Regions from separate parts of the Homo sapiens genome. Here region 2 is linked to region 1. A link is an interaction called in ENCODE POLR2A ChIA-PET data of the cell type or tissue named here. Cell type or tissue: A673. All regions are shown on one strand. Links, peaks and the distances in the headings refer to the core of each region. The heading gives the core; the rest is flanking DNA. Region 1 has its middle 76 kb from the start of SIM2. Region 2 overlaps HLCS (holocarboxylase synthetase).

Region 1 (16,106 bases), core at 3,523-11,522:
AGATGTCCCTAATCCCCTTCTTAAGGACTCTGCTTTTATGACCTAATTACCTCCTAAAGGCTCCACCTGTTAGTACTATTGCATTGAGGACTAGGTTTCAACTTATAAATTTTAGGGTGACACAAACATACAGACCATAGCATTCTGCCCCAGCCCCCCTAAATTCATGTCATTTTCACATGCAAAATACATTAGTTCCATCTCAATAGCCCCAAAAGTCTTCACTTATTCTAGCATCAACCAAAAATTTAAAGTCCAAAGTCTCATCTAAATTTCATCTAAATCAGATATGGTGAGACTCAAAGTAGGATTCATCCTGAAGCAAATTGCTGTCCAGCTATAAGCCTGTGAAATCAAGCAAGTTATGTGCACCCAGATACAATATTGGGGCAGGCAGAAGACAGACATTCCCATTCCCAAAGGGAAAAATGGGAAGGGAGAAAGGGGCAATAGGACTCAAGTAAGTCCAAACAATGCTAAATCTTCATGCTTGAGACTAACCTCCGCTGACTGCATGTCCTACCTTCTGGACACACTGGGGTGGGATTTGAGGTCACAAGGCTTTGGGGTGGCTTTGCCCCCAAAGCTTCACTGGACCGAGCCCACACTGTAGTTCTCCCAGGTTGGAGTCTCATGCCTGTGGCTCTCCCAGACTGGAATTGCATGTTGATGGTTTCACTAGTCTGGAGTCTAGAAGGCTGCCCCATTCTCACGACTCCCACTAGGCATTGCCCTAGTGAAGGCTCTCTGCAGTGGGCTTGCCCTGCAGGTGCCCCTCTGAGTTCATTGCATGCCAGAGACTGCAGGCGGTTCCATCTTTTGAAATCTAGGTGGCGCCAGCCACACCCCCACAGCTCATGCACTCCGCAGCCTGGTGGATGTGAAGGTTTACTGCCTGTGCTCTCTGAAATCAGAAGATTCCAAACCCCCTGTGCCAGGCAGTATTATTGTGCTAAGGTGGACTGGAAGATCTACTGGCTCTTACCTTTGGTTGGATTATTTGCTAGGGGGCCTCTTGCTTCTCCAGACTACTAACCTCCTGGCTCAAGCACCCACAGGCTTCACCAATGCCCAACCCCATCTAAGTCCTGGAGTGAGCAGGCTTAGGTGCTTGCTGTCGCTGTGGCCAAAGCATACCTTGGCTACAGTGCTGGATAGCACAGATACAGATAAACAAATACCAGGCCAATTTGTTCTCTTGCTTTTTATTAGGAGAAGAAAGGAAGTCCTTTCTCCATCTGGACATAAAGAACTTATGGAGAAAGACTGGGCTGACCATGAGTGGTAGAACAAAAATAAGGCAGAAGAACAGGAAAAAAAAAAACAAGAAGGAGAAGCACAGAAAAATAAATAAGATGCAGAGTGATCTGTTTATTGGGTTGGTTTCTGTGTAAGCACACAGCTGAGTGGTTAATACCCAGAACCCTGTGAATTTCCCTCGACTGTGGTGGGGAGGAGAGCACTGTGGTCATCTCTTTCTCATCTGAGGGAACTGAGGCCCAGAACACAAGCCCAGCTCACAGCTAAAAAGTCATGATCACAGGATGCAAACCCTGTCTTTGTGGGACTGCACAGCCAGTGCCTTGAGTACTCTGCAATTTTACCCCAAAGTTTCAGTAGTGTGCCTTGGGGATCAATTGTGTTTGAGCCAAGGTGGAAATTTTTCTGCTGGAAAAAGTTATGAGTAAGCTACCACGGATCCAAAAGTAATTTGCTTTGCATGGTTTTCACCCCAATATTAATTGGAAAAATAAAGCAGGGAACTCTCCTTGTTGCAACAAGAGGCCAGGAAGCCAACACATCATTCATAAGCAACATTAGGTGTTTCCTTGGGGGAAAAACACTTTTTTTTTCAGAATGGAAATATCTTTATTGCTGTCTTGCTTAAAGAAGTACCTGTTCACCTCCTGTCCAAGAAGGCCGAATAGGAACAGCTCCAGTCTACAGCTCCCAGCATGAGCGACACAGAAGACAGGTGATTTCTGCATTTCCAACTGAGGTACCGGGTTCATCTCACTGGGGATTGTCGGACAGTGGGTGCAGGACAGTGGGTGCAGTGTACCAAGTGTGAGCCAAAGCAGGGTGAGGTATCGCCTCACCCGGGAAGTGCAAGGGGTCAGGGAATTCATTTTCCTAGCCAAGGGAAGGGGGAACAAATGGCACCTGGAAAATCGGGTCACTCCTACCCTAATACTGTGCTTTTCCGACAGTCTTAGCAAACGGCACACCAGGAGATTATATCCCACGCCTGGCTCAGAGGGTCCTACACCCACGGACCCTTGCTCATTGCTAGCACAGCAGTCTGAGATCAAACTGCAACACGGCAGCGAGGCTGGAGTGGGGGGGGCGCCCGCCATTGCTGAAGCTTGAGTAGGTAAACAAAGCGGCCCGGAAGCTCGAACTGGGTAGCCCACCACAGCTCCAGGAGGCCTGCCTGCCTCTGTAGACTCCACCTCTGGGGGCAGGGCATAGCCGAACAAAAGGCAGTAGAAACCTCTGAAGACTTAAATGTCCCTGTCTGACAGCTTGGAAGAGAGTAGTGGTTCTCCCAGCATGCAGCTTGAGATCTGAGAATGGACAGACTGCCTCCTCAAGTGGGTCCCTGACCCCCGAGTAGCCTAACTGGGAGGCACCCCCCAGTAGGGGCAGACTGACAACTCACATGGCCAAGTACCCCTCTGAGACGAAACTTCCAGAGGAACGATTAGGCAGCAACATTTGCTGTTCACCAATATTCGCTGTTCTGTAGCCTCTGCTGCTGATACTCAGGCAAACAGGGTCTGGAGTGGACCTCCAGCAAATTCCAACAGACCTGCAGCTGAGGGTCCTGACTGTTAGAAGGAAAACTAACAAACAAAAAGGACATCCACACCAAACCCCATCTGTAGTCACCATCATCAAAGACCAAAGGTAGATAAAACCACAAAGATGGGAAAAAAACAGAGCAGAAAAACTGAAAATTCTGAAAACCGGAGCTTCTCTCCTCCTCCAAAGGAACGCAGCTCCTCACCAGCAACGGAACAAAGCTGGAGGGAGAATGACTTTGACAAGTTGAGAGAAGAGGGCTACAGATGATCAAAATTCTCTGAGCTAAAGGAGGAAGTTTGAACCCAATGCAAATAAGTTAAAAACCTTGAAAAAAGATTAGACAAATGGCTAACTAGAATAACCAATGCAGAGAAGTCCTTAAAGGACCCGATGGAGCTGAAAACCATGGCATGAGAACTACGTGACGAATGCACAAGCTTCAGTAGCCGATTTGATCAACTGGAAGACAGGGCATCAGTGACGGAAGATCAAATGAATGAAATGAAGCAAGAAGAGAAGTTAAGAGAAAAAAGAGTAAAATGAACAAAGCCTCCAAGAAATATGGGACTATGTGAAAAGACCAAATCTACGTCTGATCAGTGTACCTGAAAGTGACGGGGAGAATGGAACCAAGTTGGAAAACACTCTGCAGGATATTATCCAGGAGAACTTCCCCAACCTATCAAGGCAGGCCAACATTCAAATTCAGGAAATACAGACGTCACAAAGATATTCCTCGAGAAGAGCAACTCCAAGACACATAATTGTCAGATTCACCAAAGTTGAAATGAAGGAAAAAATGTTAAGGGCAGCCAGAGAGAAAGGTCGGGTTACCCACAAAGGGAAGCCCATCAGACTAACAGCTGATCTCTCGGTAGAAACTCTACAAGCCAGAAGAGAGTGGGGGCAAATATTCAACATTCTTAAAGAAAAGAATTTTCAACCCAGAATTTCATATCCAGCCAAACTAAGCTTTATAAGTGAAGGAGAAATAAAATACTTTACAGACAAGCAAATGCTGAGAGATTTTGTCACCACCAGGCCTGCCCTACAAGAGCTCCTGAAGGAAGCACTAAACATGGAAAGGAACAACCAGTACCAGCCACTGCAAAAACATGCCAAATTGTAAAGACCATCAAGGCTAGGAAGAAACTGCATCAACTAACAAGCAAAATAACCAGCTAACATCATAATGACAGGATCAAATTCACACATAACAATATTAACCTTAAATGTAAATGGGCTAAATGCTCCAATTAAAAGACACAGACTGACAAATTGGATAAAGAGTCAAGACCGATCAGTGTGCTGTATTCAGGAAACCCATCTCACATGCAGAGACACACATAGGCTCAAAATAAAGGGATGGAGGAAGCCCTACCAAGCAAATGGAAAACAAAAAAAAGGAAAGGGTTACAATCTTAGTCTCTGATAAAACAGACTTTAAACCAACAAAGATCAAAAGAGACAAAGAAGGTTATTACATAATGGTAAAGGGATCAATTCAACAAGAAGAGCTAACTATCTTAAATATATATGCTCCCAATCTGGGAGCACCCAGATTCATAAAGCAAGTCCTTAGAGACCTACAAAGAGACTTAGACTCCCACACAATAATAATGGGAGACTTTAACACCCCACTGTCAACATTAGACAGATCAACGAGACAGAAAGTTAACAAGGATATCCAGGAATTGAACTCAGCTCTGCGCCAAGCAGACCTAATAGACATCTACAGAACTCTCCACCCCAAATCAACAGAATATACATTCTTCTCAGCACCACACCGCACTTACTCCAAAATTGACCACACAGTTGGAAGTAAAGCACTCCTCAGCAAATGTAAAAGAACAGAAATTATAACACACTGTCTCTCAGACTACAGTGCAATCAAACTAGAACTCAGGATCAAGAAACTCACTCAAAACTGCTCAACTACATGGAAACTGAACAATCTGCTCCTGAATGACTACTGGGTACATAATGAAATGAAGGCAGAAATAAAGATGTTCTTTGAAATCAATGAGAACAAAGACACAACATACCAGAATCTCTGGGACACATTTAAAGCAGTGTGTAGAGGGAAATTTATAGCACTAAATGCCCTCAAGAGAAAGTAGGAAAGATCTAAAATTGACACCCTAACATCACAATTAAAAGAACTAGAGAAGCAAGAGCAAACACATTCAAAAGCTGGCAGAAGGGAAGAAATAATTAAGATCAGAGCAGAACTGAAGGAGATAGAGAAACAAAAAACCCTTCAAAAAATCAATGAATCCAGGAGCTGGTTTTTTGAAAAGATCAACAAAATTGATAGACCGCTAGCAAGACTAATAAAGAAGAAAAGAGAGAAGAATCAAATAGACGCAATAAAAAATGATAAAGGGGATATCACCACCAATCCCACAGAAATACAAACTACCATCAGAGAATACTATAAACACCTCTACGCAAATAAACTAGAAAATCTAGAAGAAATGGATAAATTCCTCGACACATACACTCTCCCAAGACTAAACCAGGAAGAAGTTGAATCTCTGACTAGACCAATAACAGGCTCTGAAATTGAGGCAATAATTAATAGCTTACCAACCAAAAAAAGTCCAGGACCAGAAAGATTCACAGCCGAATTCTACCAGAGGTACAAAGAGGAGCTGGTACCATTCCTTCTGAAAGTATTCCAATCAAATAGAAAAAGAGGGAATCCTCCCTAACTCATTTTATGAGGCCAGCATCATCCTGATACCAAAACCTGGCAGAGGCACAACAAAAAAAAGAGAATTTTAGACCAATATCCCCGATGAACATCGATGCAAAAATCCTCAATAAAATACTGGCAAACCGAATCCAGCAGCACATCAAAAGGCTTATCCACCATGATCAAGTGGGCTTCATCCCTGGAATGCAAGGCTGGTTCAACATACACAAATCAATAAATGTAATCCAGCATATAAACAGAACCAATGACAAAAACCACATGATTATCTCAGTAGATGCAGAAAAGGCCTTTGACAAAATTCAACAGCCCTTCATGCTAAAAACTCTCAATAAATTAGGTATTGATGGGACATATCTCAAAATAATAAGAGCTATTTATGACAAACCCACAGCCAATATCATACTGAATGGACAAAAACTGGAAGCATTCCCTTTGAAAACTGGCACAAGACAGGGATGCCCTCTTTCCCCACTCCTATTCCACATAGTGTTGGAAGTTCTGGCCAGGGCAATCAGGCAGGAGAAAGAAAAAAAGGGTATTCAATTAGGAAAAGAGGAAGTCAATTGTCCCTGTTTGCAGATGACATGATTGTATATCTGGAAAACCCCATCGTCTCAGCCCAAAGTCTCCTTAAGCTGATAAGCAACTTCAGCAAAGTCTCAGGATATAAAATTAATGTACAAAAATCACAAGCATTCTTATACACTTATAACAGACAAACAGAGAGCCAAATCATGAGTGAACTCCCATTCACAATTGCTTCAAAGAGAATAAAATACCTAGGAATCCAACTTACAAGGGATGTGAAGGACCTCTTCAAGGAGAACTACAAACCAATGCTCATTGAAATAAAAGAGGATACAAACAAATGGAAGAACATTCCATGCTCATGGATAGGAAGAATCAATATCGTGAAAATGGCCATACTGCCCAAGGTAATTTATAGATTCAATGCCATGCCCATCAAGCTACCAATGGCTTTCTTCACAGAATTGGAAAAAACTACTTTAAAGTTCATATGGAACCAAAAAAGAGCCCGCATTGCCAAGTCAATCCTGAGCCAAAAGAACAAAGCTGGAGGCATCACGCTACCTGACTTCAAACTATACTACAAGGCTACAGTAACCAAAACAGCATGGTACTGGTACCAAAACAGAGATATAGACCAATGGAACAGAACAGAGCCCTCAGAAATAATGCCGCATGTCTACAACTATCTGATCTTTGACAAACCTGACAAAAACAAGAAATGGGGAAAGGATTCCACATTTAACAAAAGGTGCTGGGAAAACTGGCTAGCCATATGAAGAAAGCTAAAACTGGATCCCTTCCTTACACCTTATACAAAAATTAATTCAAGATGGACTAAAGACTTAAATGTTAGACCTAAAACTATAAAAACCCTAGAAGGAAACCTAGGCAATACCATTCAGGACATAGGCATGGGCAAGGACTTCATGTCTAAAACACCAAAAGCAATGGCAACAAAAGCCAAAATTGACAAATTAAACTAAAGAGCTTCTGCACAGCAAAAGAAACTACCATCAGAGTGAACAGGCAACCTACAGAATGGGAGAAAAATTTTCAATCTACTCTTCTGACAAAGGGCTAATATCCAGAATCTACAATGAACTCAAACAAATTTACAAGAAAAAAACAAACAACCCCATCAAAAAGTGGGCAAAGGATATGAGCAGACACTTCTCAAGACATTTATGTAGCCAACAGACACATGAAAAAATGCTCATCATCACTGGCCATCAGAGAAATGCAAATCAAAACCACAATGAGATACCATCTTACACCAGTTAGAATGGCAATCATTAAAAAGTCAGGAAACAACAGGTGCTGGAGAGGATATGGAGAAATAGGAACACTTTTACACTGTTGGTGGGACTGTAAACTGGTTCAACCATTGTGGAAGACAGTGTGGCGATTCCTCAGGGATCTAGAACTAGAAATACCATTTGACCCAGCCATCCCATTACTGGGTATATACCCAAAGGACTATAAATCATGCTGCTGTAAAGACACATGCACACGTATGTTTATTGCAGCACTATTCACAATAGCAAAGACTTGGAACGAACTTGGAACCAACCCAAATGTCCAACAATGATAGACTGGCTTAAGAAAATGTGGCACATATACACCGTGGAATACTATGCAGCCATAAAAAATGATGAGTTCATGTCCTTGTAGGGACATGGATGAAGCTGGAAACCATCATTCTCAGCAAACTATCTCAAGGACAAAAAACCAAACATCACATGTTCTCATTCATAGGTGGGAATTGAACAATGAGAACACTTGGACACAGGAAGGGGGACATCACGCACTGGGGCCTGTTGTGGGGTGGGGGGAGGGGGGAGGGATAGCATTAGGAGATATACCTAATGTAAATGACGAATTAATGGGTGCAGCACACCAACATGGCACATGTATACATATGCAACAAACCTGCACGTTGTGCACATGTACCCTAGAACTAAAGTATAATAATAAAAAAAGAAGTACTGGTTCATTATAAAATATCAAAAAGCATAAATGTATAAAGGCTCATCTCCCTTTTCTTCAGTTCCTCTCCCTGCTCTGCAAGAATGGACTTCCAAGGCTGTAGATGGACTATAGATGGTTTTATATAATAAGAAAGAAGAATCCACAATATGGGCACCATTGTGTATGAAGATGTCTTTCCAAGGTAATACACTCCGTGCAGAGCTTGCTTTTTTGGAACTGTGAGAGCTTCATTGATGAATGGACTCTTAACAATTCCCCACTGACAGGGATACGACGTCATGATATTACAAACAACCCTGCCATGAGCATTTCCTGAATCCTTGTGCATCTTTACCCATCTTGAAGTATTTCCTCAGGACAGATTTATAGGGCAGGGATGTATTTTTTTTTTACATTTTTTCATTTTTTAAAAATATTTTTAGAGACAGGGTCTCTCTCTGTCACCCAGGCTGGAGTGCAGTGGTGAGATTATAGCTCATTGCATCCTTGAACTCCTGGCTTCAAGTGACACTCCTGCCTCAGCCTCTCAAGTAGCTGGAATTACAGGTGTGCACCACCATGCCCAGCAAATTTGCTTTTTTTTTTTTTTATAGAGATGCGGTCTCACCATGTTGCCCAGTCTGGTCTTGAATTCCTGGCCTTAAGCAATCCTCCCATCTCTGCTTCCCAAAGTGCTGGGATTACAGGCACGAGCTACTGTGCCCAGGCTACAGGGCAGTTTTTAAAAGCCCTAGTGTCTCTAAGCGTGTTATGCTGGGCCACATCCCCCAAAGGTAAACACCCACATCACAGTCACAACACAACCCACATTCCTGGCTTTGTTGTGCTTGCCATTGCAGATCCCCAAGCCTCCTTGGAGCATCCCCACTAAATTCTATTCATGGGGGGCAGGACGCAGGCCTTTAAGCCACCCTGCAGCATCCTCCACTTACTTTTTTTACCTTCCCTGTACTGATTGTATGAGATGCCAAGGCCCTGTTCCCTCTCTCGGCTGACAATGGTCCTCACCCACATTCAGCAAACCTGGGCTGGGGTTGGGGTAGTCAGGACCTTGACAATTTCCATGCCAGGGACCCAGATCCCATCTCTGGAGCCACAAGCCTCTGAGCTGTCAGATGAATGGCAAAGTCGTTCCTTGACTCCATCATACACAATCCAAACTCAATATTCCCTGGACTCCTTCCGTCTCTGTCCTACAAGATTCCAGAATCCCCATACCAGGACAGTATTATTATACTAAGTTGGAATGGAAGATCTACTGGCTCTTATCTTTGGATGGGTTTTTTCCTAGGTGGCCTCTTAGGCGTCCAGACTACTAAACATCTGGCTCAAGCACCCACAGGTTTCACAAATGCCCAAACCCACCCAAGTCCTAGAGTGAGCGGCTTAGGTTCTTGTTCTGCTCACACCACAGATTGTTGGATCTCCATGTGTAGGGGGTGAAGGGGGCAACTCGGAGATTTTGAAGGGAGAAGTGTCACGAGCATCTTCGTGGGCAGGAGGAAGATGAGGATGTGAAAATTAGAAGAGACAACCTGGGGATGGGGGAGACACATTCAAGAATGCTAGAATATCAGAGCTGACTAATACACTGAGCTTGCAGTGTATTAGTCAGTGTTGCTGCAGCAACAAACAGCCCCAGATTTTCAGTGGCCACAACAGCAAACACACCTTTCTCACTATATTACTGGGGCCCCGGCTGTTGCTCTGCTCCATGCATCTTCTCATTCTGGGACCCAAACTCAAGAAGCAGTCATGTGGGTCTCAAGGCAGAGAAAAAGAGCAAGAGGGCTGGCAGGAGATCCCACTGTACTTCTTAGATAGAGCTTGTGCAAGCACCTGGCTTAACTCTTATTTGCTCACATTTCAGTGGCTAAAGCATGTCCCCTGGCTAAGCTCAAAGTCAAGGGACAGAGATGTATAATCCTTTAACAGGGAAGAGGGTGTGAAGAATTGTTAATACCAACTCTAACTACCACAGATGGCACAACCCTAACTCTGTTATATGCCGGGAGAAAGTGAGGCACAGAAAGGGGAAGTGGCTTGCCCAAGGTCCACAAACCAGGTAGCAGCAGAACCAGCTCTAGCACCAAATTTCCTGGCAACCAATCCAATGTTCTTAATCCTACTCCCAAAATTTCTTCCAAGAGATATTAACTGATATGGCTTGACTCTGTCCCCACCCAAATCTCATGTTGAATTGTAATCCCCAGTGTTGGAGATGGGGCCTGGTGGGAGGTGATTGGATCATGGGGGTGGATCCTTCATAAATGGTTTCGCACCATCCTCCCCCAGTGCTGTCTTGTGATAGAGTTCCAATGAGATCTGGTTGTTTGAAAGTGTGTGGCATGTTCCCATTGGTTCTCTTGCTCCTGCTCCCACCATGTAAGACATACCCGCTTCCCTTTTGTCTTCCATCATGACTGTAAGCTTCCTGAGGCTTCCACAGCCATACTTCCTGTACAGCCTGCAGAACAGTGAGCCAATTAAACCTCTTTTCTTTATAAATTACTCAGTCTCAGCCATTTCTTTATAGCAATGGGACAATGGACTAATACATTAACCAACTGCGGAATGGGCAGGGAGGTCTTTGTTATAAGACAGCTCAGAGCCTTTAATATGCCATTGAGGGGTTGGGTGCAATGGTTCATGCCTGTAACCCCAACACTTTGGGAGGCCAAGGCGGGTGGATCATCTGAGGCCAGGAGTTCGAGACCAGCCTAGCCAACATGGCGAAACCCCATCTCTACTAAAAATACAAAAATTAGCCAGGCGAGGTGGTACACCTGTCATCCCAGCTTCCCGAGAGGCTGAGGCAGGAGAATTGCTTGAACATGGGAAGTGGAGGTTGCAGTGAGCCGAGATCGCACCACTGCACTCCAGCCTGGGTGACAAGAGTAAAATTCCATCTCAAAAAAACAAACAAAAAAATACGTCATTGAGATTTATCATCTCCAGGTCAGGAAAGTGGGCTTCAGCTTTTCCCAACTTTTTTTTTTTAATCACAAAATCCACAGAACCATCTGAGGAGCAGCATGTGGGGTTGGTGTTCCCAGGAACACACTTTGGGAAACACAGCAGCACCACACCAGCAAGTCAGATGGACTTACTGCACCACAGGCAACATGAGACTCAAGTTTTAGGTTGCTATAAGGAATGTTTTAAAATAACATAACCTTCATATAAATTCTTCACAGCTTAGAAATAGACACAGCTTTCATTTTTAGAAAGTTCCCATTACTTTGTAAGGCCATCATTAATTTTGATTATTTTTTCCATTTTTATTTCTTTTTAGTTGCAGCTGAAAATGTAATAAATGTAATGAAACAGATATTCATAAAGTCATTGGTGGATGAATCATGGGGATCTGGATAATGTTTTTGTCTATGACAGCCTTTATTTCTTTAATAAAAACAACAAATATCACAAATCACTTCTCAACAATAAAAATATGTTTTCACAAAGCAAAAACCTACGTTTTGCTGTGAAAATGGCAGCACATCTGTCATTCTCAACACATCTTAAACAGTCGTACATGGCGTGTGGTTGGGGCCATGGGACTCTTCTGAAAAAGGCTACAAGAATTAGGTCATCTCAAATCATTAGGGTATTTTTTTCCATGATGATTATTTTGAGTTGTAACATATGTTAAATTAAAATAAACTTTATATGGCTTTGGATTTCCCCAAATCTTTCAAAAAGTAAAATCCTATTCAAATGGCTCAAAAATAATACTGTAAAATATACTCCAGTCCCCCTTTAAGAGTTTTCTGATATACTGGAATAGACTTAGAAACTGTGGCCAGAAGGGTCGGCTCTTTTTGCCCGCTTCTTAGGCAGGTGTTTCCACAGATCACAAGCTTCTGGTTAAAAGAGGCCTGAAGACCACTGACCTGCTCCCTGTGGGCCTGAGTCCTCTCCTCTTCGTCCCTCCAGGTCACCACACAGGCCCTGGGGACAGGTACAGCTCACAGCTAGGAAGTCATGATCCCAGGATTCAAACCCCATCTTTGTGTAACTGCACAGCCAGTGCCCTAATACTCTCCAGTTTTACCCGAGAGTTTCAGTGGCAAGGCTTGGGCCTCAATTGTGTTTCCACCAAGGTGGAAAATTTTCTGCTGGAAACAGTTATGAGTACAGTTAAGAGTCCCCCACCTGACCACGTGGGACAGGTCAGGTGATACAAAGTTGTCCTTTATGTGGGACCAAAATGTACTTCCCTTCAGTCTCTGTTGAGGGAGGAGGAATGAGTCTAATTCCTGTATCCTGTGACTGTCCCTTCAAATATTTCAAGACTGTCATCTTCCTCCCCAGTCTTCTCTTCCACAGACCAAACAACCTTCAGCTCCTATGCGGCACCTGGCATGAATGCTTCTGAGGCTCTGCAGCTGCTGGAGGCGGACATTGGCCTAAAGGAGCCCATGAGTCCATGATGCCAAGACTGGGCAGGGACACCCAAGAGCTGTTTCTACTCTAGGAAATGGGGTGAGTGGAGGACAGGGGTGTCAGAGCCTCATGGGGCAGCAGGGCCTGTCTCCCTCATTGCCTTGATTGTGCCCTATGACTGTGTCCCCATACTGCCATGGAGATGGGACAGGACCCTAGCCCAACCTCTGTGTCTCTGTGGCCTTTCTACCCAGTGCCAAACCAGATGATGTGTTTAAATATGTAGATGACCAGCATAATGGAGACATGTCCTGAGTTATATACGTAAAACCCTGCAACATAATGAGAAATACATGTTCGTCATTGTAACTGTGGAGAATGTGGGGCCGTTTGTTCCTGCGGTAATGCTGACTAATACACCAACTAAGATTCCTCCCAGAAATATGTGCAGCCACCCACGGCTTAACAATGGGGATGTGATCTGAGAAACTTGTCATTAGGAAATTTCATCATTGTTCAAACATCATGGAGTGACTTACACCAACCTAGATGGTGTAGGCTACTACACACCTAGGTTACATGGTAGAGCATTTTGCTCCTAGGCTACAAACCTGTGCAGCATGCTACTGTACTGAATACTGCAGACAACTGTAGCACAATGGTAAGCATCTGTGTATCTCAACCTAGAAAAGGTACAGAAAAAATACAGTATTATAATATTATGGGATCACCATCATATATGCGGTCCATTGTTGGCCAAACCATTGTTATGTGGCAAAAGGCTGTACATATATAAAATGTGTGTGTAGATACACACACACACACACACACAGAGCATTTTGATAAGACACATAGATTTGCATATAATTTCTATTATCGTTCCAGAATGAAGTGGTTTGCCATTTTTATTAGTAGTTTACTCTAAACTAAATCCAACATTTCAGTTTGTTTTTCTGATCAGATTGAAAATATATTTAAAATATTATAAATCTTTTAGACTTGTCAAAAGAAAAGTGCAGTGAAATTCGTTTCACCAGATCACGAACATCTTCAAATAACCCTGGGGCTCTTTTTCTTCTCAGCATTCTCTTCCCTATCCCATCCAATCCTGCTTCTACGGCAGGTAAGAGAAAGGATAAAAACAGGTTGAGGAAAGGGTTCAGTCTGTCATTCATTTACGTCTGGGGCTGCCAGGAAAGCTGGCTGGTTTTCCTTCTGCTCTGTGAGCTGAGAGGCCTGGCGTTCCCACACTCCACACCTGAATGAGCCAGGGGGGCCTCCGCTAATTGCCTGGGTCCCTCGCCTCCTGGCCTCGTTGGTGAACAGTAAGCCATTGTTTTGTAAGGGAGAAAAATAACCTTTTAATGAATGCGTGCACATCGCCCCAGCCCCCTACCCAGCATCCTGTGCCCAGGGTTTCATCCTAGAAGACACTCCAGGGAACGAAGTGCAATGGTGCCAGGTGGCCCCACAGAGCCTCCTCACTCCTGCAGGCATCCATCTGAAATTGGACTTCATGGGCCAGGACTTCAAGGTGAACTAAAAGTAACAAGCAAAAGCCACTTGCCTCTTCTCTGCTTGAGGGGAAGTCGACCATAGAGTCAATTCGTCCCTTCGCTGATTTACTGGCTATCACAACAAACACCCTGAAATACATTCCGGAATATTATCATTGCCGCAGCATCTGCTCTGCTCTGCCAGCAAACACGACTCCCCAAAGCCACGCCAGGGCGTCACCTACTCTCCTACCTCTGCACATCCATTATATTTTTGTAACGGCAAAGGGTGCAAAAAGCAAACAGTGTGAGCTGGGCGCATGTTTTTCTAACAGGGCAGTAAGAAAATACTTGCTACCTGAGATATTTCTGTAAGTCAGTGAAGCACGCCATTCAACATGTGGGTTGCATTATCCTCTGAGTTGAGCCTGGCTTTCTAACTCACACTAAACAGGCGTCTGCCAGGGCTGAGTTTAATAAAAACTGCAACTTTCGCTAGTTAATGCATATAGGCAATAAAGATTCAGGCATCCCGAGTGCTTAAGAACAGGCTAATTGCTGTGCACTCTGTCCCTAAATGAGGGTTGTCCCCAAAAAACAGCAGAGAGACAATGACCCTGTGAGCATCCACTAGGACCAGCCTGTGATGCAAGCTTTTGAAGCATCCACACGTGATGTGCGTCAAGCTTCTGAAGCTACGCTCCTGAGGAAGGCTTTGTGCAGCTCAGACTTCCCCACCATCTGCTAACCATGCCCTGCGATGGTTTCCATCCTAAGTGGATTTATGTTCCATCCCTTCATGATGCTTGCCTACAAGGAAGGCTGTATTATTTGGAATGTATTATTTGGGTCCTGGACTGTATTATTTGGGTCCTAGAGTTTTTTCAACATGTTCATGTTGATGGTTATGTCCTTTGATTTCACTGAGGTCATTACAAGAAGCGTCTAGATGAAGATGATTAAGAAGCTTCTGCATTGGAACTGACGTCGTTTCGTTATCAAGGGTGCCCCTCGTTTTGTCACCCAGGGAGCCCAGTAGATGGTCCAACAAAAAAAAAATTTTTAACATAATGCCAGGAGAGAAATGCCCTTAAAAATGATTAAGTGGCCAGGCGCGGTGGCTCATGCCTGTAATCCCAGCACTTTGGAAGGCCGAGGTGGGTGGTCAGGAGGTCAGGAGATCGAGACCATCCTGGCTAACACGGGGAAACCCCTTCTCTAACTAAAAACACAAAAAATTAGCCGGGCATGGTAGCGGGCACCTGCAGTTCCAGCTACTCGGGAGGCTGAGGCAGGAGAATGGCATGAACTCCGGGAGGCAGAGCTTGCAGTGAGCGGAGATCGCGCCACTGCACTCCAGCCTGGGTGACAGAGCGAGACTCCATCTCAAAAAAAAAAAAAAAAGAAAAAGAAAAAGAAAGAAAGAAAGCAGCAACTTCCCCACTCAATCTTGGGAAATGAGGGGACAGGTAGCCCTATTTTCTGTAAGAAATAGTTTCTGGGCCAGGCACCTTGGCTCTCACCTGTAATTCTAGCACTTAGGAAGGCTGAGGCGGGAAGATGACTTGAGCCCAGGAGTTTGAGATCAGCCTGGGCAACATAGTGAGACCGTGTCTCTATAAAAAAATTTGAAACTTAGCCAGGTGTGGTAGCATGAGCCTATGATCCCAGCCACTCCAGAGGCTGAAATGGGAGGATCACTTGAGGCCAGGAGTTGGAGGCTGCAGTGAGCTATGATCATGCCACTGCACTCCAGCATGGATGACAAAAAAAAAAAAAAAAAAGAAAGAAAATAAGAATACATTCTCACTCACCCCTCCTCCAGAATATATATTTTTTTAAATTCCTAGTTAGAAACTCCAAGCTGTCACTGATTTAAAAGAAAAACAGTTGCTGGGAGATACACAGCTTGCTAAAGCAGAAGTCTTTCAAAATGTCACTAAAATATGAGAGTTTCCTCTAGTTATTTGGTTTCCGCCAAATAGCTAACCTATTGCCAGCTGCACACAGGAGTTAGAAAAAGGTTACAATTCATCCCACCCGATTTGAGATTTTTCCAGTTAAAGACATGGCGAGGTAGAAAGACCAAGTCCCTTGTGATGTTAGATGGTCCTGGGGTACCATTGGACTGGCCGAGTCTAATCCCTGCTCCGCCCTTAGTAGCTCTACAGCCATGG
Region 2 (16,106 bases), core at 2,769-10,768, 270 kb after region 1:
GGACACTTCCAGCTTTGGTGGTCTTGATGTCCATACCCTGAGGAACCTGGCCTCTGAGAAGGCTCCCAGGACCCATGTGGACAGGGGGGCTCTGCACCATTTTACTTGAAAGGGGGCTTTACAGGCATGGTGGCACGTGCCTTAATCCCAGCTACTAGGGAGGCTGAGGCAGGAGGATCACTTGAATCTGGGAAGCAGAGGTTGCAGTGAACCAAGATTGTGCCACTGCACTCCAGCTTGAGCAAGAGTGAGACTCCACGTCGGCCGGGCATGGTGGCTCACGCCTGTAATCCCAGCATTTTGGGAGGCCGAAGCGGGCGGATCCCAAGGTCAGATCATCGAGATCATCCTGGCTAACACGGTGAAACCCCGTCTCTACTAAAAATACAAAAAATTAGCCGGGCGTGGTGGCAGGTGCCTGTAGTCCTAGCTACTCGGGAGGCTGAGGCAGGAGAATGGCATGAACCCGGAAGGCGGAGCTTGCAGTGAGCCAGGATTGTGCCACTGCACTCCAGCCTGGGTGACAGAGCGAGACTTCGTCTTGGAAAAAAAAAATTAAGCCACAGATCTAGTATAACCCTCTAATCTCACAGATGAGAAACAGACCCGGAGAGGCTGAGTGATTCACCAACATCGCACAAGCTGCTGTGTCAAAATGGCAGGCAAGAAAGTTACAGTCTGAGATTTTGGGGTTTTTTTGTTTTGTTTTGTTTTGTTTTTGAAATAGAGTCTCACTCTGTCGCCCAGGCTGGAGTGCAGTGCCGCAATCTCAGCTCACTGCAACCTCCACCTCCTGGGTTCAAGCAATTCTCCTGCCTTAGCCTCCTGAGTAGCTGGGACTATAGGTGCGTGTCACCACGCCTGGCTAATTTTCTTTCTTTCTTTTTTTTTTTTTTTTTTTTTTAGTAGAGATGGGGTTTCTCCATGTTAACCAGGATGGCCTCGATCTCCTGACCTCGTGATCCACCCACCTCGGCCTCCCAAAGTGTTGGGATTACAGGTGTGAGCCACCGTGCCCGGCCCAGTCTGAGGTTTTTGTATTTCATTTTTAGGTAAATTCTGTATGCACATATTACCCAATTTTAAACTGAAAACTCTATTAGCATCAAGGTGACCTCTGGAACCAAAGGGCAAAGAAAGAGGCAGGTACAGACTTCCCCATCATTCCTCCTTCTCATCTCCTTGCCCTTCCACAACCAGGGAAAATCCTTCTCCGCCAGGCAATGACTTCATCGTTTCCTTCTCACTAATTTGAATACTCTTATGGGAGAGCCAAACAAAAAATGAAAATGATGAATGACTCCTTGTGCAATGCAGAAAAAATGTGGCGTTTGGGATCTCACAGTGACGGAATACCCCTCATGCAGAAACAGAACATGCTTCTCTCCAAAACAAAAAGCAGAAACAACAAAGGTATTTCAGAGCTCAGAAGGTGTTTTGCCAAATGGTAGGTGTGTAAAAGATTTTAAAGGGGCAGGTGAAAGCAAATCAACTCTCACCTCCAAAGCAGGTAACTGTTTTATTTGAAAGAAAAACAAAAGTTCCCTCTAAATAAGCCACAAAGCTAAGTCAGGGGAGAAAAAGAAATGGAAGAGAGGGATGCCTAACAAGTAGGAGGAAAAATACCTGCTGGGATAACTGGCACATTTATTTTAAACATTGACAGATTTTGACTAAAACATATTTTTAAGCCGGAACTCAACCTCTATCTGCACACCCCATGTGTCCAGGTGACTGGTCAGACCTCAATCATGAACACTAACGTCTAAGAATATCTAAAAAAGTTTCTACTTAGAAACTACTGTTAAATCATAATCCAAGTTTGGGCAATGCTGCTTTCTTATCATAGATTTCTTACTGCATCAGAATCTTGAAACATATGCTCAGGTTTTATTTGCAGTTTCCACTGTCGGTGGCTATCAGCAGCGCTGTGTGGGGAAAGCACCTGTCTTCCTTGGTAGCTGAAGAGGAGATTAAACCAACTCTTGGTGGCCACCCCACTCCGTGTCAGAGACTATGCAATGGGCTTTCCACAGCACCACCTGCTCTGACCTTCCCCACATGAATGGCTGCCAGGTCCGACCCGCAGACCATGGCTGAACAACGGATGAACAAATGCACTCAGACACAAGAATCCAGTGAAAGAGCAGGCTAGGGGACCCGGCCACCCACAGACACCAAGGAGGGTGCTGTAATGAGTCAGCAGCCACAGCCCCGAAAAGCCGGCACTGTGGGCATTTATTCAGTATAGATTTAATGACAAAGGCCTTGAGTCAACACATTTGTGGGCAATTCACATGGTCACCCAGACCCGGAGAGAGTAGTTCTGTGCGTGGATGCTTAAGGGCGAGGTTCCAAGGCCTAAGTAAACTAACTTACCTAGATCAGTTTATTTATATCCCCTTGTTATCTAACGTAAGCTTTCAGGCACCAGATAAAAGAATCTGGCTGCCTTCAGCCAAATCCTTTTCCGAAGCTTTTGTAAAACCTTCCAGCCTTCCAAGAAGGTTTGCATCTTCTGCAATTTTTCCCACCACCCTTACCAATCTCCTACAAATGGCATTACCATGAGTGGGCATTATTGCAGCTTGTCCATTTTAAGATGAGATGTCATGGAATTTGCCCCAGGCCAGTAGCCAATGAAGCTCCAGAGCCTGCCCTGCTTTCAGCATCCCATGCAGCCTTGCCCAGTGGGAAACCAGACTTCTAATAAACTCAGGCTGGTTATTCCAAGGTCATGTCTTTGGCCCTTCTGCTAAAGAATAACTCCTTTACAATCTAAAGACTAGAGTGGAAGCAGTTCCAACCCTCAGCAGATTCAGCTCACTACTAAACTAAAATCAACACATTTGGATTTTTCTCTAAGGTAAACCTGAACTGGGGGGAAAAGAGCATAGAGAAGTCCCTGTCACCCTCTTTATTGATTATCTTTTCTAACCCTAAACCTTGCCTTATTACCTTTTGTGGTCTTTTATTGCTTGTTTAAATAAAACAGAGGCATTTGACAAAATGAATATTAAATGTAGTTACAATCAAGCAATTCTGCAGAGTAATAAACATCTGGGGTTTTTTTTAGAGCTTAAAGAGAATGTAGTAATGTCAGGTGCACGTGTTTCTGACTGTCATGGAAGGTTCAGGGGTCTCAGGAAGGTGTGGGTGATGCACAAGGCATATCCAAGGGACTGCGAAAATGTTCAAACCACTGCAGATTTGGCTCTTTTGAAATGACTGTGAATTACCTGTGAAAATGATAACTAAAGGGTTAAGATTTCAAAAAAAGAGAAGGTTCAATGAAAAAGAGACTTGCTTCACATATAAGAGAAACACAAACATGGACAACTGACTATGTTTTCTCATCTTTCAAAAAAAGTTGGACTAAAATATTTTTGGCACAACAGTAACCAGCAACAAACAATTGGTTCTAGTATGAGAAAAAAACTGTCGAAATCTTCAAACAAAAACTCCATTCCAAGAAAACACCTACCACACCAGGCACGGTGGCTCATGCCTATAATCCCAGCACTTTGGGAGGCCAAGGTGGGAGGATCGCTTAAATTCAACAGTTCAAGGCCAACCTGGGTAACATAGTGGGACCCCTGTCTCTACAAAAAATTTAAAAATTATCCAGGCATGGTGGCTCACGCCTGTGGTCCCAGCTACTCGGGACGCTGAGGTGGGAGGATCACTTGGGCCCAGGAAGTTGAGACTGCAGTGAGCCATGATCAGACCACTGTACTCCAGCCTGGGTGACAGAGCAAGATCCTGTCTCAAAAAAAAAAAAAAAAAGATACACATATCACAGTCCTGAACACAGACCACACCAATCTGTTTCATGGACGTCCACAGCACTGCTGCTGAAGGATGCGTTATAAAGGCTAAAAAGAATTGCACACAAAGTTTAAATAATAATGAGAGTTCCATAAATATTATCTATGTACTAAGAGTCTGCTGACATATTATCTCGGCGCATCCTCACCCTATCCAGTGAGGCACCCTGAAGGAGGGCCCCACATCTTCTCTATTCCCCATGGGTCCCAGAGCCTCACACAGGATCTTGCACACAGCTGGTGTGCCAGAGAAAGTAGTTAAGTAATTAAACTTTTTATTTTTAAGTAGACTATTACCAGCTACATGACACAGATAAGGAAATAGAGGCATAAAAGGTTACTGATTTTCCCAAGTTTACTCGTCTAATAAATTGGGATTCCAAACCAGGGCCAGCAGGACCCCATCCCAAGATCTAAGTAATGTAAAATGAATGAACCACGGGCTGATATGCAATTTCTGCAAATACTTTCTACCCCAGCTTTTCTACCATGTTATCTACTTTTTTTTTTTTCCTAAAAGTCTCATACACCCTCAAAAGATGAAGACTGCCACCATTGAGAACATTCAAAAGATAGGTGCTGTTGGCCAGGCACCGTGGCTCAGGCCTGTAATCCCAGCACTTTGGGAGGCCGAGACGGGCGGATCACGAGGTCAGGAAATCGAGACCATCCTGGTGAACACGGTGAAACCCCGTCTCTACTAAAAATACAAAAAAAATTAGCCGGGCGTGGTAGCAGGTGTCTGTAGTCTCAGCTACTTGGGAGGCTGAGGCAGAAGAATGGCGTGAACCCGGAAGGCAGAGCTTGCAGCGAGCTGATATCGCACCACCGCACTCCAGCCTGAGCAACAGAGCGAGACTCCATCTCAAAAAAAAAAAAAAAAAAAAAAAGATGGGTGCTATGGGTTTGAAAGAGCTTCAGCAGAATCCCTGCCATGGCTGGGCAGCTTGCCCTACCCTGAAGGAGGCCATGTTCGCTCCACTCCAGGTGACATTCACTCCTGCTGTTCTGCGCAGTCAAATTTGGGATGCTTCAAGTTGTCCAATAGTAAAATGATACTCAACTGCAATGGATTGAATGTTTGTGTTCCCTCCCCAACCCTCTGTCAAAATTCATGTGTTGAAATCCCAGCCCCCAATGTGATGGTAATCACTTTTGCAGGTGATTAAGTCATGAGGGTGGAGCCCTAACTAATGGGATTAATGCCCTTCTATCTGAGGACCGTTGAGAGCTCTCTCACCCTCTTTCTGCCATGTGCGGATACAAGAAGTCAGCAGTCAGCAGGGTCTGGTGGCTCATGCCTGTAATCCCAGCACTTTGAAAGGCCGAGGCAGGAGGATCATTTGAGGTCAGGGGTTCGAGACCAGACTGGCCAACATGGTGAAACCCTGTCTCTACTAAAAATACAAAAAAAATTAGCTGGGTGTGGTGGCACATGCCTGTAATCCCAGCTGCGCAGGAGGCTGGGGCAGGATAATTGCTTGATCCCCGGAGACAGAGGTTGCAGTGAGCCAAGATCCTGCCACTGCACTCCAGCCTGGGCCACAGAGTGAGATTCTGTCTCAAAAAAAAAAAAAAAAGTCAGCAGTCTACAATCTAGAAGATAATTTGACCAAGCCGGGTAGCACCTTGATCTCAGACTTCTAGCCTCCAGAACGGTGAGAAACAAATTTCTGTTGTTTATAGGCCATTCAGTGGATGCCACTTTGTTACTGCACCCCGGAATGATGAAGACATCAACATCAACGCTGAGAGGACACTGGGACGGCTCAGTTCTAATGAAAATGCACCTAAATAGAACACATTATCACTATCACAAAATGGTAAACATCAAAATAACTCTACCATACTTGAAAAATCGGTGACAAAATATGAAAATAAACAACCAAGAACACTAAAAATTAATGTAGAAGCTTCTCTGAAAAATACCAGGCCACAGAATAATTCAACTTCAGGAGCTTGGCATGTGAAAGGTTAACTTATTCAGGTGTTGAATTGGAACAACAAAAAAAATTTGATGGAGAATTTGCCAGAATAACCCTTCAGTCACAACCGTTGCCAAAGTCAAAGGCCAAAGTTATATTTTAAATTTTAGAAGTAAACATTAAAATGAAGGTTTCTTAAAATTCTCCAATAATTTTCACTTTTAAAGTACCAAACTGACACATAAAAAAATTCGTGCTAATTATCCCAAGCAATCAACTTCTTTAAAACCCTTTATTTCACAATTACGCTAATATCCCATTAATTTGGGACACTTACCAATGTATTTATTCTTTGCTCATTACCTATGTGCACATTAAGAGTACACCAATAACACAATACAGGCATTAATATGTAAAACATCAACAAAAGCCATCTGGAAAGCTAATGAATAATCAAGGGATTTCAAATTAAACTACAGAATTTTCCCTTAGAATCTTTAGGACAACACTGTCAAGCTCAATCTATTCACTTCGCCTCCAGAATCAATTTTTCAAACTTTATGACAGGTCTAATCGCTTCCACCTGTGTCTCCAGCTTGACTCTTGACTGGCATGCTACCAGCCAGGGTGGAAATGTAGACAAAGACCCCTATTAGGATCCGGCTGTTTCTCTACTGTGAGGTCACTCAGCCATTAAATTAGTTCCAGCCCAATTTCTGTCCTCTCGGGCCTCGACTTCAGGGGAGGAGGGTGCAGAGTTGAGTCAGTTAGCAGCACAGACCCAGAAGGGAAGAAAAGGGGGAAAAGATGTTTGGGACTGACTAGGTAGGTGTGCACAAAGCTGAAAAGCTGGAGTTGGTCCCAAACTCTGAAATCGAAATACTATCTTTCTTAAATGACTGCAGCTATTCTCCCCAATGCGATCCTGCCCCCTTCCCATTTAAAAAAAAAAAAAATATATATATATATATATATATATATATATATATATATATATATATATATATTTATTTATTTATTTTATGGGATTGTGTTTCCTTTTCTTCTCCTTCATTTGTAGAAAGTCAACTGTCTCCCACACAACATTTCCTCAACTCACATGAGGCTGATTCACAAAACTAGCTCAGCAACCTAAAAGCGCCAGAAGTCACTGAGAGATAAAAGGCTGGTTGGTGGAGGCTCTGGCGTGGGCGCATCACCAGGTCAAAGGAGGTGAGCTGAAGATGCCTGGAGAGCATCTAGTGTTCCAACGCCCCTGATCTCACAGCTGAAGACAGTAAGGCTCAGGGAGGAGAGACTGTCAAGGTCACAGAGCTAGTGAATGACAAAGTCTTGGTTCCAGCATTTTCCCTACTAGATTACGAGCTCTACAGCATCAGAAACAAGGCCCAACACACAGTAACTGCAAAAACAAAAACAAAACACCACACATCGCTCCTATATCACTGTGCCCACCTCCTTTCTGCCCAAAGCCCCAATGATCAGACCAAGAACGGTGTACACAACTTTACAAACTGGCACAGGCACTAGGATCTCCTTCTGCAAACGCACCGTCAGGCATGGACGCTGCCTGAGCCGCCAGGACACCTCTCCAGTGCCTAACACAGTGCCTGGCATACAGGAGTTGCTCCAGAACTGCTTATCCCATGAGGCAAAGAAGTCAAATCTAAGCCTGAAACATCAAGGGACTCAAACGGTGACAAATGAGAAATCAGCTTATTTAATAAGAAAATCTAAAATATTCTTTACAAATACAAAACGTCCAACCTTGGACAACTTATTCAGGATGCACAAGTATACGAAGGAAATTGGCGTAAGCAAGTTTATGCCCATCTGCTCACCACACACTGCGGTTTCACGTCATTTCACTCTCTGATGGAGACTTGGTATAAGTCAATCAAAAAAGACGCTATTGGCCAAATAAAAGATGATTCCAAAAATAGCACAATGACTCAGTTACCCCAAGCTCCTATGTTTCACAGTCTAGCCTCATGCTGTCTCCAGAGGGTTGACTATCATTTATCAGGAGATTAAATGGAATGTGCCACACACCCACTACGTCAAGGCAGACTGAACTCTGGGAGGGGCTTTTCCTGCAGTGACAATGGATTTGCAGTGGCTGGTCCACACCCACTTCCCTAGACCCCATCACCACCAATAGCTCACATTTTGCAAAGGGATTCCTGAGCTGTAGCTGTGGGATGTGAGCCTGGAACACGGAGAAGTTCACTGTCCCAGACACAGACACAGACACAGACTGGACCCATGTCCCTGGGACTCTACTTAACTGGCTGAGCTAACTGCTCACAGGGAAACCTACTAGGAAATAGCACAGAAAAATAAAGGTCTCTGGCGTGAAACAAAACTGGCAATACACACAGCATGGTGATATGGTTATGCCCTGTGCCCCCACACAAATCTCATCTTGAATTATAATCCCTGTAATCCCCATAATCCCCAGGTGCCAAGGGAGAGACTGGGTGGAGGTAATCGGATCATGGGGGTTGTTTCTCCCATGCTGTCCTTGTGATGGTGAGTTCTCATGAGATCTGATGGTTTTGTAAGTGTTTGGTAGTTCCTCCTGTGTTCATTCTCCTGCCTGCCGCCTTGTGAAGAAGGTGCCTTGCTTCCCTTCACCTTCCGCCACGATTGTAAGTCTCCTGAGGCCTCCCCAGCCGTGCTGAACTGTGAGTCAGTTAAACCTCTTTCCTTTGTAAATTACCCAGTCTTGGGCAGTACTTTATAGCAATGTGGAAACAGACTAATACACATGGCATCCAGAAGGTGTTACCCTGACAATAGTGTGGAAAAGCAATTCATGGTCGGGAAGACATGTCAGAGAAAATGACTGGAGCCCAGGATAAAGGATGAAATCACGTTTTCTAAGCAAATGAGTTGGGTGGCACAGCCAAGTCAGATTCCTGGGGAAAGCGCATCACTAACGGGGTTTTGAGTTTTTACTCTGGGGGTGGAGGGGACTCAGTCATCAGCAAGCGGCACCCACATTGCCCTGTGCTACTTCCTCTCCCCAGAGTGCTCTCCCCTCTATTCAATCACAAACACACTTCCAAATTTGTGGGGTGGAGACACAAGGTGAAGGCGGTGGGGGGTTCATGCTCTAAGACAAGCCACTCACATGCCCAGAGAGATCAAAAGAAAGCTCTCTACACCAGTACCATGGTAGCTCAGCTGGTACTGAAATACCAGCCCTCAAAAAATACCACACCCTCAAAAATCTGTCAGAAATCTCCAAATCCTCCTAGATGTGTAAACACCTAAAAAAAATTCCTCTAATTACCTTGAGTAAGCACTGAAACAAAAGCAGTGTTATAAGTCAAATAATTATCTTCACCTGTGATCCTAAATCTGGTAGACCCTGGCACTATCAGAAGGTATACTACTTTCAGGGCCTCCAAGTATTTTTCTTGGTAGTCTGAAAAACTGAAAGTACATGCCTGAGGCAGAATTCTAATTGTCTTCCAATGTCTACCAATGTCTACCCTCCTTTCCTCCTTAGTGATAGAAGCCTGGTTTCCAGTTAGATCCATGGTTGCCTACTATAAAGACCACATTTATTTCCCAGCCTTGTTTGTAGGTCACGTGACTAGGTCCTGTTCATAATACATAAACAAAAAGGCCATGTGCAACTTCTGTCCCTTGAAGAATGGGGATGTAGCTTCTTTACCCCTTCCTCCCACTTACTGGCTCAAGTAAGAACATAAACACTGGGATCACCATCCTGGACATGTGCTGAAGGTGGCCGAGCAACTCAGCTGGGTCCTTGACACGTGAGCCAACGCACCAATGCTGGACTTCCCATCTCAGCCTATCTCATTTGCAGGAGAGAAAAGTAAACTTCCATCCTGTTCAAGCCACTTCTATTTTCAGATATCTGTTGCACACAGTGAAACCTAATCTTAATTGACCTAGGAACCGGTACCTGAACCGGGGGTGCTAGGTCTCAGATTTTATGTATGCCCCAGAAACAAGGCCTAAAAATGCAGCCTGATATGGAGGAGATGGGCAGAGGATCACTGGCAAAGACACAGGTCTCACAGGTTCTCGACTGCTGACTGCCGCAGCAAAACCTTTGATCGAGTCCTGACCTTCTATATGTTGGGAGGTAGACCTGGTGTCTGTTAGAAGCTGTATCCTTACAGGAAACAGCTCTGAAAATTCAAAATGTCAGTGCTTGCCAGTCCTTGACACTCTCAGCAAGGTTCAATCAAGAGAAATGATCTCCAACTAAAGCTAACTAGTCTCAAGAAAGTGGGAAAGAATACAGATTTGATTAGAAAGGAGCTCTGTGTCAGCAACCAGCAATCTAAGTGAGCCTATGGGGCTGTCCCTGCAGCCCCAGCAGGAGATAAGACAGATGCTTTACCACATAGAGCCCAGAAGCCTTGTGCCAAAGATATGATTAAGGGCCTGGCCTTCCACCCAAGCCCACGGTTTCATTTGGCCCAAGGGAGTTGCTATTAAATTGGGAGGGAAAGGAATGGCAGAGCGCTGAGGCCTTTAAAAGACCAGAGTTTTTAGGCTGAAAAACTGTCTAGACAAGATCTTGATGGTTACTCACATGGAACCAATCAGAAGCAAACAGACTAGAGGGCTACTAAAGTCCTGAGAGACTTGTATCTCTACAGAAACCTTAAGGCTGGCCTATAAAAAGCTGTGACTATTCAGTCCTCAAAACAACACCCAGACCCCAAATCCTCCCAGCAAGCGGGTTTTGGAAGCCCATCCTCTCCAGCATCCATCTCCGATGTGGTGCAGAGAAGACCCTTTCAGAAGGCAAAGCCATGACTCCAAAAGATCCCAGGCAAGAGAGTTCCCGGAGGGCAGAACGCGGGTTGCCAGACAGCGACAAGGAAACATAGTGGCCGCCAGTGCAGGGGGTGCAGGGAGACTTGATGGTCGTGATTTCTACTACAGCAGTGTGGCACATGGTGTGCTGGGGGCAGAGAGCTCGTCTGTTTCAGCTAACAGATTGCAAGACCTCAACAGGTACATCCGGCCCTAAAAGAGAAAACGGCACATCATCCAGAGATCCTGAATCTGATCAAGTGGAAGGAAATGAATGTCATACCAGGGCCATCTTCCTTGAGGAAGAGGTGAGAGTTTTCTATGGAGGGGAAGACAAATGCATGTGGATATCTGGGACCTCAGCAGAAACTGCTGGCTGTTCCCCACTGTGTCCTTCCCCGTCTTCCTTAGGAATACAACTCCCAATTTTCAGCTGGTGCAGGTTCCATGATGGGGAATGGTAGACGGAGAAAAAGAGATTTTGTAAATCATATGATCAAGATCTATATCTAACATAAATTTCACTCCTACTTCAGCCCATTAGGAAAGAGCTGCTCAATTGCTGAAGAAATGATACACACAGACGAAGAGAGAAATAAGCATTGAGAGAACCCAGTCCATAGTTCTGAAAATTCTTCTTGTTCTATCCAATAGTTTCATCAAAGTGATAGTCTCATCATGTTGCCCAGGCTGGTCTCAAACTCCAGGGCTTAAGCAATTCTCCTGCCTCAGCCTCCCAAAGTGCTGCAATTACAGGCATGAGCCACAAAAAAAGTATCCCACTTTTTTTTGAGATGGGAGTCTTGTTCGGTCACCCAGGCTAGAGTGCAATGGCGCGATCTTGGCTCACTGCAACCTCTGCCTCCAAAGTTCAAGCAATTCTCCTGCCTCAGCCTCTTGAGTAGCTGGGATTACAGGAGTGCACCACAACTGCCTGGCTAATTTTTGTATTTTTAGTAGAGACAGGGTTTCACTATATTGGTCAGGCTGGTCTCGAACTCCTGACCTCAAGTGATCCACCCACCTCGGCCTCCCAAAATGCTGGGATTACAGGTGTGAGCCACCGCGCCTGGCCATATCCAACATTTTTTATAAATATTCAGAAACAGGAACAATTCCACACACAGTAAATTCTGTTACCTAGAATTCTACACACTGGTATAATACTAGTGTTTGACACTGTTCCAGTAACAACTCCAAAGCACTAAAACAACAGTCCCCAACCTTTTTGGCACCAGGGTCCGGTTTTGTGGAAGACAGTTTGTCCATGGACAGGGGGTTTCGGGATGAAACTGCTCCACCTCAGATCACGAGGCATTAGTCAGATTCTCATAAGGAGCACGCAATCTAGATCCCTCACATGCACAGTTCACAATAGGGTTTGAGCTCCTATGAGAATCTAATGCTGCCGCTGATCTGACAGGGGGCGGGGCTCAGCCAGTAATGCTCACTTGCACCACTCACCTACTGCTGCGCCGCCCCGTTCCTAACAGGCTGCAGACCACAGCCCGGGGGTCGGGGATCCCTGCACTAAAAAATAATGTATGAGATTCGTGGATTTGTTTAAAGCACACAAAAGCAGCAACTGGAAGAGAACAGCTGCCAGTACACATAACCTATTATTACTATCACAAATAGACTATGTTTCCATAAGTATAGCTCGTTAACATGGTTTGGATTTGTGTTCCTGCCCAAATCTCATGTCAAATTGTAATCAGTGTTGGAGGAGGGCCTGGTGGGAGGTGATTTGATCGTAGAGGTGGATATTCCCCTTGCTGTTCTCATGATAGTGAGTTCTCATGAGATCTGGTTGTTTAAAAGTGTGTGACACCACCCCCTTTGCTCTCTTCCTCCTGCTCCCATCATGTAGGACGTGCCTGCTTCCCCTTCACCTTCTGCAACGATTGTAAGTTTCCTGCGGCCTCCCCAGCCATGCTTCCTGTACAGCCTGCAGAACTGTGAGCCAATTAAACCTCTTTTCTTTGTAAACTACCCAGTCTCAGTTCTTTATAGCAATGCGAGAACGAACTGATACACTCATGTAGGATCAAATATAGTTTTAGAAATATTTTAGTCTTATTCTTAGAATGTAACAGGCCATGTATTTTGTGCATCCATCTATCTCGTGGTCCCTCTGACATCAAGATGACCTCTTCAAATGTCTTCTCCTTAAAAAGGCAACTGCCTCCCCGCGCCAGGAATTTCTTCCCAGGTTCACTGACTCAGTAGGTTTCTGTGAGTAACCTCACTTCGTAGTGTTAGGAAGGAACCCTGGGAACAGCGGATGCAGGGCATCTGGTAAGCTAAGGCCGCCAACAACCATTCATCCAGTATCAGCTCTGCACCAAGCAAGGGATTCATAATTAATAATCAAACCAAACAAGAAGAGAAACAAAGATTCCTAAACACCCTCAGAAAGGCCAAAATATTTTTCCCCTTTGTAAAAGTAAAAACTCTTAACCCTATGGGAGGTTCCACCTCTAGTGTTGGCAAGCTCAGCTTCAATGTCTGTCAAACACTTTTACAGACCCAAGTTTCCTAAGGCAGAGGTTTTTTTTTTTTTAAGTTTAATATCAAAAGTGAACTTCCTGATATCCAAGAATATTAAGGCAATATATTTATACAGGTTCTTTTTTCACCCAAAAACACAGGCTGGACAGCGTGTGGTGAAGCCCAGCCCTCTGCGGATGTGCGGGAGCCTCAGCCTGTCCGCACTCTCAGGGCGTGTGCTGCCCTCTTGGTGACGCGCTGCCCTCTTGGTGACGCGCTGCCCTCTTGGTGACACGCTGCCTGGCCACGAGCTCCAGGACCACACTTCCAAGGTTCCCAGGTGGCAATGACACGAAATATTCTTCAGTATTCTCCACAGAAACAACAAAAATGGCCTGGAAGTACCCGTATTTTTCTATCTGAACTTCACCTCCCCAAATCTTTTGTTCAATAACTTGTCTCATTTTTTTATTCAGAAAATGTAACTATCGCGAGTTACCCCTTCGATATAATGAAGTCTTCGCTTGAGTAACAAAGGATTATTACAGAGTTTGCAACAAGCAAGTGATGACTGTTCCATCTAAAAGAACAGGCTTTTTCCTTTTCTACTGGGAATCAATGGATGTCAGGGGTGAGGTGGAAACAGGAGAGTTAAGAAGCGCTGAAAAATGAAAGTACCTATGACATCACAAATTAACTCAGTACACAACAATTACTAATGAACACGGCTCACAGCTCCCCTCCCAGCCTGCCCCCATTGCTCTGATAATCCTCCCAAACAACTCTGCCAATGCCTCCTCTAATACAACACACATACTAACACTGTCATTCTGATGACTCTAAGTGTGACAGTCAAGAAAATGCTAAAGTTGGCTCATCATTTTATATCCATATAGCATTAAATTCCAGAAACTATTATCAAGAAAAAGGCCAAAATATTCCCATACATTGAATTATACATCTGTCTAATCATGTGGTCCCATGAGTGAAATGCCTAGAAACTATGAATCCAGTTATTTTTGGAATATTTCACGCCTTAAATTTTAACACCGCACTGAGGGAAGGCACTTTTGTTATTCCCTCCCTCTATAACCAAATTTTTTAAACTAAAATAGTATTAGTACTATTGGGGAGTTTTAAAAAATTCCTTTCATTTGTTTTCTATTTTTTTAATCTTTAATCAGAGTCTATGTAACAGAAGGAATCAAAAGGAAAACCTGCAGTAAGAGTAAATTTCTAATATCCAAATGGGGTTATCAACTGCTTAAAAAAGGTATGGGGGTTGGGAATGGGTGGCTCACGCCTAAAATCCCAGCACTCTGGGAGGCTGACTCAGAAGGATCACTTGAACCCAGGAGTTCGAGGCCAGCCTGGGCAACATGGTGAAACCCTGTCTCTACTAAAAATACAAAACTTAGCTGGGCATAGTGGCGTGTGCCTATAGTCCCAGCTACTTGGGAGGCTGAGGCAGGAGCAACCCTTGAGCTCAGAAGGTCGAGGCTGCAGTGAGCTGTGATTGTACCACTGGACTCCAGCCTGGGTGACAGAGCAAGATCCTATCTCAATCAATCAATCAATGAATAAATGTATTGGATAGCAATGTACCAAAAACACTTTTCAAAATACAAAGCTCTGACCTTTTTCAATTTACACAGCTTAGGTGTCATTCAAACTTCCTATTCAAATGCCCCTGAAAAACATCCTGTATTAAATGTCTAACACTGATTGTAACTGCACAAAAGAAGAATGATAACCTGAGCAATAATGCCACCGGTTAAACATCTTTTTTCATAATATTCGTTTATCAAAGAACATTCTGAGGGCCTGATTCAAAGAAGCAAGACACAAAGCACAACCACCTTCCATTCCCATAAAAAACAAACCTGTGATCAAAGAACTTCAATTTCCTTTCCCACGATTTAACTCTTCTAGGACAAGAGTACTTCCACCTTGCTAATAGGTCTGGTCAAACGTATTCCTCTACAACTCTATCCCCTCCCCGTCTATTGGTAAGAGAGGATGATCAATGGAACAGGACTCCTCTGAGCAGATGCAGACCTGCTCACACCTTACCCATCCAGGAGACGCATCGTTGTGGGGGTCACTTCGGCAAACAAAATTACTTTCCCCAACTGCTTGGTCTGCAGATTTTGGCGATAGATCTCTAAGTTGAAATGTTCTGATGAGAAGGCCTCCATGTTGGTCACCACAGGTATACAAGATGGGGTTATTTCTACTTCAGACACGTAGGATGAAACAAATCTAAGAGAGAGCTGGCCGGATTTTATTTCTCCCTCGGAGTCCACATGTTTCCCAAGCCACTGCATAAGAGGATCCCTGATTTCCTGTGTCATAAAGAAAGAAATGAGATGGTCGTAATTTGGCATTACATTAGATCATGGTAGCTTTTCCTTATAATGCCATTTTGGTAATATGAGTACTTCCTAATTCATGACCAAGAAAAGCTAGATTAACATATTCCATACATCTAAACGATTAGACAATATGATAATCATATACTTAGTATACTTATACTATAAAATAAGCTCTTCAGAAACCAGGATCCAAGAAAATCAGTTCAGTTCATGATTATACTTCCTATCTTACATCTTACATTCTCTCATGATTTTCAAGATTCCCCTCCAGTCCAGAGTTCATAAGTAGTTCTCCAGTCCTCCGTTCATTTTACGGAAAACTTTTATCTTTTTGCCCCACAAAGAAATTCATTATCCTATTTGCAAAAACAACAACAGAAAACCCTGGGTGAAAGAAGTCACAGAACACAAAGCACTCAAATACAAGAACACTCGGTCTCAGCCTCACATCTTAGAGAATCTCCGCTTCCTCTTGTAAAGACAAGGCAAGTTGATCACCAACAAAGAAGACAATAATCTTCACAAAGGGAAAGTGGGGTACCCCAAAGCTGCTTTCTGTTTGCCCCAAATGGAGGTACAAGGAGGAGAAGGAAGGCAAAACCTAGAAGAGACGTTGTCCAATCCAGGCACAGAGCTCTCTACTCTATCCCCAAAACCACAAGGCTGGAGGAGGTTCCCCCACG

The links. ChIA-PET counts read pairs that join two places held together with the same protein. Peaks named below come from ENCODE experiments on the same cell type or tissue, not always from the same donor. Only the 100,000 strongest peaks of a DNase experiment are listed, where the experiment ranks them.
Region 2: POLR2A ChIA-PET joins it to region 1 with 8 read pairs; 2 of 35 experiments call an interaction of 5 or more read pairs at or near these places.

The regions. Positions count from the first base shown.
Region 1 is chr21:36,614,634-36,630,739 of GRCh38, forward strand. No RefSeq gene overlaps it. Among named protein-coding and RNA genes, the nearest start is that of SIM2, 76 kb to the right of the region's middle. In A673, for the core only: no CTCF peak of the experiment used is centred there; no DNase peak of the experiment used is centred there.
Region 2 is chr21:36,881,739-36,897,844 of GRCh38, forward strand. HLCS (holocarboxylase synthetase) reads right to left here. Exons shown (of 11, transcript NM_001352514.2): 6 at 15,122-15,393. Among named protein-coding and RNA genes, the nearest start is that of HLCS-AS1, 77 kb to the right of the region's middle. In A673, for the core only: no CTCF peak of the experiment used is centred there; DNase peaks (open chromatin) are centred at 6,363 and 7,803; H3K27ac peaks cover 2,275 bases.